Linked DNA regions of Homo sapiens: region 1 is linked to region 2. Evidence: chromatin contacts called from ENCODE Hi-C data. All regions are on one chromosome and are shown on one strand. Each heading gives the region's core, a stretch centred on a gene start or an enhancer-like site at or near the end of the contact. The rest is flanking DNA. Distances are from core to core; before and after follow the strand shown. Region 1 overlaps LOC105377114 (a long non-coding RNA gene). Region 2 overlaps FHIT (fragile histidine triad diadenosine triphosphatase).

The links. Hi-C counts contacts between places; a loop is a spot of excess contacts on that map. Pooled maps may share reads with other maps.
Region 1: a map with no recorded cell type shows a loop between it and region 2 (4-fold over the local background). The contact joins two enhancer-like sites. A Hi-C loop is called at or near these places in 4 of 37 single-sample maps with no recorded cell type and 2 of 50 pooled maps.

Annotation. Positions count from the first base shown.
Region 1 is chr3:61,356,266-61,360,790 of GRCh38, forward strand. All of the region lies in intron 3 of LOC105377114 (a long non-coding RNA gene), which reads right to left. Among named protein-coding and RNA genes, the nearest start is that of FHIT, 110 kb to the left of the region's middle. Within about 2 kb of position 2,331, at least 2 of the 41 ENCODE cell types and tissues checked have a DNase peak (open chromatin) inside an H3K27ac peak, as active enhancers do.
Region 2 is chr3:61,154,246-61,159,288 of GRCh38, forward strand. The region is part of intron 2 of FHIT (fragile histidine triad diadenosine triphosphatase); the gene reads right to left. Among named protein-coding and RNA genes, the nearest start is that of FHIT, 95 kb to the right of the region's middle. Within about 2 kb of position 1,631, at least 2 of the 41 ENCODE cell types and tissues checked have a DNase peak (open chromatin) inside an H3K27ac peak, as active enhancers do.

The DNA.
Region 1 (4,525 bases), core at 1,081-3,580, 200 kb after region 2:
AACTATCTAGTTTGAAAGATAATAAGCCCAAAATGTTTGTTCTTGTAACTGTACTCTTTAGACACCAATGTTCTCATAATTGAGGGAAAAATAATCCTAAATGTATTAGGTGTGTTTTCCTCAGTAATTCTTCTTCATGGGGATGGATTCTTTGTGATGTGTCTTCATTCATCAGTGAAAGCAATTGCCTGCACAGTCGTTTCCATGTACAGTACTCAGGTGATCTGAGTAGAAGTTGGCTGTGCTTCCTCTTTTAGATGGAGAAACAAACTTGAATAGCCCACTACAAGCTGGGTGCGGTGGCTCACACCTGTAATCTCAGCGCTTTGGGATGCCAAGGCAGGAGGATTGCCTGAAGGAAGGAGACCTGCCTGGGAAACATAGTGAGACTCCATCTCTAAAAAATATTGTTTTTTAAAAAAATTAGCTGGGTGCTAATTAATTAGGTGGTGTGCAAGCCTGTAGTCCCAGCTATGTGGGAGACTGAGGCACGTGGATTCCTTGAGCCCAGGAGGGTGACACTGCAATGATCTATGATCACACTGCTACCCTCCAACCTGGGTGAAAAAAAGAGCACTACAAAAATGTTATTTGAACAGGGGAAAAGGTCAACACTACTACAAATAGATGTTCCATGCCTAGAAGTCCCATGAATAGATGAATGCACAGAGAAGATCAACAGGCTTCAGAGGAACACTACACTGCATCAATGATGCTAATTTGGTGGCAACCCATGTGAAATTTCTGATACATTGGAAAGGGGCTGGCAGAAAGTTTCAGTTGGCAGACTCTGTGAAATTAACAACAAAGAATGATGAATGGAAGAACTTAAGTATTTTAAAGAATGCTTTCAAAGAATCCATTTTAATAAACAATCACTGTATTCATCAAAATTCTTATCCTTTTACTGTATTTTGGAAACCTATTTTTAAACCTGAGAGGATTAAATCAATATTTCTATAAAAATATTTTATAACTCAGCTTTGTTAGTATACTTCTCTCAATGGTATAGGAAGTTAGCTCTACACCGTATGAAGGAGTTTATGTACAAGACAAATGAAGCTATGTCTACTCTCTAAAGTGAATAACTTCTTTGATTGACAGTTTTTTCCTAATTAGCACAGCAAACTATAGCTGACCGTACTAGTGTCGGAAGCCCAGCACAATAAATTATCCTTCAATTGTCATTCAAAACAAAGTTCAAGAAAGAACTAAACATCAGGCAGCAGGGAAAAAACACACAGAGTACGCATGGTTTATTAATAATGTACGAGGATGGCCAGCACAGTACTTGAATGAGATGGGGGTGACAAAAGTCAATTAAAATCTTGAGACGGTTTTTTTGAGATATGGAATATTAATTAGAGAAAGCAACTGCAGAATTGCCTGGCAGAACCAGGCACACATTTGAAATCTTGTTTGTAGTTCAAGAAGCCATTTTTTAAAGAGTCCTTGAGAGACTGAAAAGATGCATCTAGAAAAAAAGCAATTAAAATAATTCGGAGCTGGAAGACGTTAGGTCAACTTGGCATGTGTAATGCAAAAGGATACAGTGGTCAGCACGGCGCTGCAGGAAACCTACTAGGACAGCTACTTCCGTGGGACTCTTTAGTGTTTTTATTTATATTTTTTTCTGACAAAGACCACTTTAAAAACACAAATGGGAGAAAGGCAGTTACAAGTGTGTAGTGTTGTGAACTATTATGAATCGCCTATTTCAAGCATAAGTGAAAGAAAAGCCATTTCTGCTCTGGTTAAACAAATCATATTTGTCTACAATAGGATTAGAGATGCAACAGACTGGAGAGTTTGGCTCTGTTTCTGGGACAGGGGAGATATCCATCTACCCTGAAAAAAAAAAATAACTAACATCTTTTGAGAGCCTTGTGTACCAGACACTATATAGTATGCTTTCTAATGGTTTATTTCCTACAGAAAGTATGCTACATGAAGGCAGGGAAATTTGCTGGTTTTGAACTATCATATCCTCCATGGCTGGCACATAGTAGGCACTCAACAAATATTTTACCAATGAAGGGTGCTTCTCTAATGGTTGGATTTGTTATGCCTGTTTTCCTCTTATAATGAAATATGATAAAAATTGGGGTTTACTTCCTCTTAGTGTTCATGCTCTTGTGCCCTTGAGGGCAAACTAGACCTAGTGGCCCACTTCTAATGAATAAAATATATGAAAATGATGGAATGTCACCACTGAGATTAGGTTAAAAAATGACTGGGAGTTCTGCCTGGCTGTCTGTTGCTCTCCCACTTGCTCTTTCTGATGGAAGCCAGCTGCCCTATGAAGAGGCTCATGTGCCAGGAAACTGAAAGAGGCCTCTGGCCAACAGCCAGTGAGGAACTGAGAGTCTCAGTCTGACGGCCCATGAGGAACTGGACCCTGACAACAACCATGCGAGAGAGGTCAGAAGACTCTCCAGCCCCAGTTGAACCTTGAGATTACTACAGCCCTGGCCATGTAATCTTGTGAGAGATCCTAAGCCAGAATTACCCATCCAATCTGTTCCTAGATTTCAGACACACAGAAACTATGAGATAATAAATATTTGTTGTTTTAAACTGCTAAACTTGAGGGTAATTTGTCATACAGCCAGAGATAACTAATATATACATCTACGTAAAAGTGTTTATTTTTAAGTTGTTGGGGTATTCTTTTTTCAAATGGCATTGTAATTTTCTACTTTCTGCTCTTACAGCATGTACTAGTGTTTTTCAAAAAATAACCCTGGTTTGGCAGTGTGGTAACAGCTGCTTCTTCCATGTCTAATGGATGGCAGTAACGTTTCAACTGAAAATTTATTTTCTCATTCTAAAGTGTTACCTTAGCATATTGACAGTAGGAGCCTTACACAGTTCCAGGAAAATCATAATTAAGTCAAAGTTCTAAAAAATACTTTAAAATCCATTAGATTTATTCAACACAGCATTCTACATGTCATAATGACACTAAGTGCTAAAATTAATCTCTAGACACCTTCCTATTGAAGTTAAATGGGCTCTCTTTATCTAGTTCCTTCTACAGCTCATGACATCTATATGTTGGGTTTTTATAATATATAGTAGCCAGACAAATAGCCATACAAATGAGTCCTGTGAATTCACACTAATTCATCATTTTGATCAAAACACAGTTAACCACTGGTTATCTGGCCCCCAAATTCCAGTGATATCTATACATTATACCTTATTTTTGCACTACCAATGTATAAACTCTTAAATTCTGTAAGATACATCTAATGCTATCGTGCAGCCAAAATAACTTATTCTTTGAAAGTTGAAGGGTCTTATGAGTTACCATTATGTATAGCAAGTATTATTCTAATCAATTAATGTGGACTTCTTATCATGTAGCTTTATCCTGGCCCTTTTTCTTGTCTTCCCCTAGACTGTAGGTCTTCTGTTCTACCACTGAAGAGGACCTGACATACAATGAATACTCAGATATATATATCTAATAAACTAATACATAAATTCTATGCTTGTTTTTTCATTCAAAGATACTTTAGCATGGTCCTAGCCCTCAAAGATGGATAAAGGAGAGGAAGAAATACACACATAATCATAATGGAAGACAGTAATAGTAATCATAATTACTTAAGAAAGTATGTCAAATGATACTGGGTATTTATTTTTAAATATGCAGATCCCTGGGCCCCAGCCTTCAACTGAACGTTTAATGTAACATTAAATGCTTACATTTAACTTGGCTTAAGAACCATGGACTAGATCAGAGGTTGGCAAACTTTTTCTATAAATGTCTAGGTAGAAAATGTTTTGGGCTTTGCAGACCAACATAATCTCTGCTGCAACTAAACTCTGCCATTGTAATGCAAAAGCTGCTGTAGTTAATACATAAATAAATGGATATGACCGTGTTCCAATAAAACTTTACAAATGGACATTGACATTTTAAGTTTTTAATTTCTTATAATTTTCACACATCATGAAATACTATTCTTCTTCTGATTTTTTCTCAACTATATAAAACTATAATAACCATTCTTGGCTTTTGAGGGGCACAAAACCAGACAGCTGGCCAGATTTGGCCTGCAGGCCATAGTTGGGCAGTCTTTGGCATAAATGAAAGAGCATGGACTCTGGAATCTTCTTGACCTGAGTTTGTATTCCAGCTCTGCTCTTTATTAGCTGGTGACTTGAGCAAGCTACTTACCCTATGAGAGCCTGTTTCTTTTTTACCCAAGACAAAGAGAGATTTCAGTTATACCTACTTCATCCATGAGGTGGCAAGACACTTGAAGACCAAAAAAAAAAAAAAAAAAAAAAAAGAGGGTGTGGGTACAGGCTAAAAAGCCTGTGTGCTAAAACAATAATCATGCTATTTGAACTACCATAGTAAACATGTTTTCTTTTTACATGCCAATCAGGGAACTAATTTGGACATGGATTTAATTAAATGCAGTTGGCTGCATCACTAATATACTCTCTCTCCATCATATTCTATTACACAGTAGTCACTTCGTTTTGGGATTTGTTATTGTAATGTGAT
Region 2 (5,043 bases), core at 381-2,880:
TAGGACCATTTACACTAAATGAACCGAACATATTACTGGAGTAACAATTGACATTAAGTATATTACAGCTGCCAGGGGCAGTATCAGGAAGAATCCCTGGATGACAGAAAACATGATAATGTAGAAGGAAGAACCTGCAGAATCAGAAAGGGGGGAAAAACCCCTCATAAAACAATTTTAAAAATATATAAAGAGGAAATCATATTTAAAGGAAAAACAGAGAAATTTTGTTATTTTTTTTCCTTCTGCCTGCAGTAGCCTTCTGGTATTAGACCTGCAATGCATTTGCTACCCCCTAAAATATTCTCAACACTAACAAGATCAGAGGAAATGATTTATTCCACCCCCTCTCCTGCTACTTCTGAACGGCAGCGCGTGTCCTTGGGGACATGGGATTTCTGCATTGCTTTCGGCCATCTGATATTGCAGCTCTGCAGCCTTCCCTGGAATGAGCCAGAAAAATCAAAATAATTACATTAATGCTGGGAATCAAAGTTTATTGACTCTCCCTTGAGGTGGAAAACCAAAATGCTGGTTACAAAAGTTGCCAGCTTATTTAATGATACCACTGCCTCCTCCCTGTTCTTGTCAAAACAGCTTTTGAAAGCATTTTCAAATAAAGCCCTCAGATGCGCTCCAATTCAATAGCTTATCTATTCCCTTTTAAATAAAAGCTAGTTCACATCATCTCACCCCCTCAAAGGGAGGACCCGACAGGCCCTCTTCCCCTGCCAAGGCACTGCCAAAGGCAATACTCCCAGGCAATATCCCTGCCATCATTTCCGCTCTCTTCAGGAAGGTTCTGCCTCATTGAATATTCTTCCAAGCCAGTAAGAGAATCTCATGCCTCCCCAAGGCAGCAATCTACATTTATTATAACATTCATGGCTGCTAATGAAACTTGGAGCAGCTGGTTTCTTTCACTTTCCAACAATTCTTTGGATATTCAAAGTCCCCTCATAAGAGAGGGGAACTTATGAGCACACCCATTTCATGGATGAGCCCGCAGACACAGAGATTCAATGTGGTGCTGACCTTTGTAACTTTCACAGGACTTTGCTACAGCCCTAAAAAAACAGATGCTAAATAATAATTGATTGAATTAAACTGAAGGAGGTAGATTAATTTTTTTAATTAAACTGAATCAAATAGAACAGAAATAAACAAACTCTAGCCCTCTCCATGCCTAGTCAACACCTACTATTCTTTCTTGTTTCTTTTTTTTCCTTTTTATTATAAAAGTTTTCAAATAAAATGAGAGACCAGTATAATGAAGCTCCAAGTACCTATCCACCCAGGTTGAACAATGATCAAGATTTTCCCACATTTGCTTCATTCATCTTCTCCTTTTTTTCTTCTTCGTTGAAATATTTTAAAGCAAGACTAAGACAGCATGCTACTTCATTCCTACTTTTGTCAGTGATTATGCTGTGCAGAAAAGAGTTACCATAGAAGGCCTGAGGTTGCTATTTTTAGAATTTAAAAAAGTTTGCAGGTAGGTAGGTAATATCTACAGACTTCACTTTATGATGATAAAAGAGACATAAGAGAAATAGACCTGCTTGCAAAGTTGACTCTTGGCTGGCATCTGGGAACATGGATTTGGGAAGGTTGCCATCATTCCCAGAACTGATAAGAGTGGCTCACTGTGCCCGAACTGTTTGTTCAAATAATGAAATGCTAAATGCCTGCTTTCCTTCTGGGAGTCTAAAATGTTGGTATGTGCTAGCCAGAGAGTATCTACGTGACCAGCCCCCAATAACAGCCTTGGGTGCTGATGCCCTAACAAGCTTCTCTGTTGGACAACATTTCACATGTGTTGTCACAACTCATTGCTGAAGGAATTAGGCATGTCCTATGTGACTCCACTCAAAGAGGTCTCTCAGAACCTTGCATCAAGTTTCCTCTGAAGTTCACCCCATACGCTTTTTCCCTTTGCTGATTTTGCTTTTTATCCTGCTGTAATAAATCATGGCTGCAAGTACAACTATATGTTGAGTCCTGTGAGTATTCCTAGCAAATCATTGAACCTGGTAATGGTCTTGGAACCCCTAACTCATATACCTACCATTTTTTAAGTCTACTTAAACCTCACTTTTTCACAGAAACATTGGTGACCTTGGGGAGATGCCAAACTAAGGGAGGCCCCGGTTATCCATTCTCACAGCACCCTGAACTTCCTCTTCATAACATTTATCGAAACGGTCCCTAAATAATGTTGAAATCATTTGTTTGTGGTCTATCTCTCCACCAAGAACCCAAAGTCCCTGAGACAGGAATTTTGTCTGTTTGGTTTGCCATGTATACCTAGCATGGTACACATGGTATACATTTAAAATTTTAAATAGATTCAAGAAAATACCATACCCCTCCTCCAAGTTTAAGAGGTAAAGTTTATATAATTTCCCTTGCATTACACTCATTCATTCACCAAATACCACTCACTTATGGTATAATCTATACTGTGTCCCAGTTCAGTTTAATATCCACTTCATTAACATCTTTCTGTAATTAGCAACATCATGCCAATGCTTCACCTTTTAGGTGAGACAAAGCATGACTCTGCAAGGGGGCTTTCCTCTTGACACTGGTGACTAATTCATCTATTTGCATCACATTATAGGACCCTCTTTCCACCTTACAATCCTCTAGAGATTCTCCTGCAAATACAGACTCTTGAGATGATTCTTACATGCCTACTAAAGTTTGGAAAACCACTGTTTTGGGTCACTCAAAAAATGAAAAGGCAGCTATAATTAAAGAAAACCTCATGGATATGATTCTTCACCTGAATTTTTAAAAAGATAAATAAACCACAGACTAAACATAAATTTTGCTAAGCATATTCAACTACTGAAAATACCATACGACAACAGAGAGAATAAACATATATTCCTTTAAAGAAAAGAAGTGAGTTGTCCATATGTTGTAAGGGATACATCTATATATATATACAGATTGTCTTGCACATTTAATGTGTGCGCAGAAATGGGTCAAGTAGATTATTTTTTTCATGGTGGATGAAAGTAAGATGTGATGAGACACACTTGAATGGGGATTGGCAAGATTTTTAAAGATTATAAGCTTTGCGTTTTCATATAATCTACCATCCTGCAAATTCACTTCTGAGTATATATTAATACCCAAGAGAAACTTGAGCACATATGTCAAACTCCATCAGTGAAAGGCCACCAGGAACACCCTGGTAGTCAAAGTTAAGTGGTTCACCTTACTGTAGCAAAGGAGAAAGTACCCCAGAGGAACCTTGGGAGCATCTTAGTAAAGGGGAATTATCAGTGGCTTCCTCTAGGGTTTGGGGAATTGAAACAAACTGAAGTTTGCCCAGAAGCAGCAGTCACTCTGAGAAAGACAGTGATAGTCAGAAGAAAGGGGTGTTTAGTCATTTGTAGGGTCACAGAATGGCTTTGTTTATGCCTTGTTCTGAGTATTGTTTATGTTCTAGTTGCCAGTAGAGCCATGTTTTACTTTCTCACATATGTACCAGGAAATGTGTATAAGAACATTCATAGCAGCACCATTCATAGAAGAAAATTTAAAAATTTAACTAAATGGCTATTGATAGGAGTACATATAAAACTTAAAAAGGACAGGGAATGATGAACATGAGGTTAGTAGTTGGTTACCTCTTACGAAGAGGTAGAGATGGGATAAAAGGGGGCACAAATTTGTAAGTTATTGGTAATATTTACTTGTTGGGTTTATGCCTGTTATATTATGAAATAAATATTATAAAATAAAACAGAATTTACCATGGATGACAGTGAGTCATGAACCAAACTTATAATTAATCTACCTCTGTGACCTGAGGTCCACATTATTTTAAAACAAACAAAAAATAACAATAATCATTCATATTTACGTTTCCTTCTCAGCCATACATTTTCTTTTCTACTTAGCATTTTCCACTGTGACACAGTAGGTGCCAGTTGTGTTTATACAGAAGCTACAATAAACAAGACTTTTTATTAAATGCAAATGTCACCACGCAGTAGAATCAACTATTGACTTTGTGCAACCTCTCATCAACAGAACCATCAATACGTCTAGCAAGGCACAGGATTTATTGTCTATGCACACCTTTCAGAGGGCTTCCTGAAACACAACTAGCTTCCATAATTGGTAACCAAATAAAACCGCAGGCCACCAGAAGCAGAATATAACTCTCTCTAGGAAGCTGTAAATTAAAGGGAGATTTGTCTAACTAAATGTACAGTGCTGCACTCACATGGGCATTTCATCTCTTGCTCTTTAATGGAGGCAGTCCTTGTACCCCTACTTCACATTACGAATATGGTTTCATCTCTGACAGAAAGGCCAGAGCACCTGGCAGAGTCCTCACATGCTCCCTCCTTTTACCTTTTCCATTGCATTAATTAATTAGAACTGTCTTTATATTCAGTGACATTTGATTTTGAGGACATTTTTACAAAATAACAACACCAGGTCCAAGTTCACTACAGCAATAGGATCTACAAGAACCCAAAGAATGAATGCTTTTTAGCAAATGAGAACACAAAGTCACATGATCTTTATTTTTAAAAAGCTCATAAACTATGTCAGGCAGGGGAATCACATTGCCAGACACCATAAAACAACATATAATTAAACTCTAGCAGTCCATTAGAAGACCTAGTGACAAGCCCTTCTCCACTGCTGCAACAAAGGTGGGATGATTTACATGTAGACTGGGAAAAGTCCCATGATATTAGACCAAAATCCAGCACTGCTGCTAATTTTTTTAGACTGAAATGTGATTGCCCAATATTAAATTGTTACCATTAGTGGGGAAAAAATAGCTTATTCTAACAAATACTTAATTTCTCTCTAGCTTTGGTGCAGTCCTGACTTGTAGTTTATTCTAATAAATAATTTAAAAATAATTTTGGTCACCTCCCATATGATCCAAAGTAATGCTATTTGAGATCAATAGGACTAACATTTTCTATCTGGTATCCATGGAGTTTTTTATCCAATGAGAGAGAACATTCAGGAACTTAGCCTGTCTCATGGCTGAAAATAGGT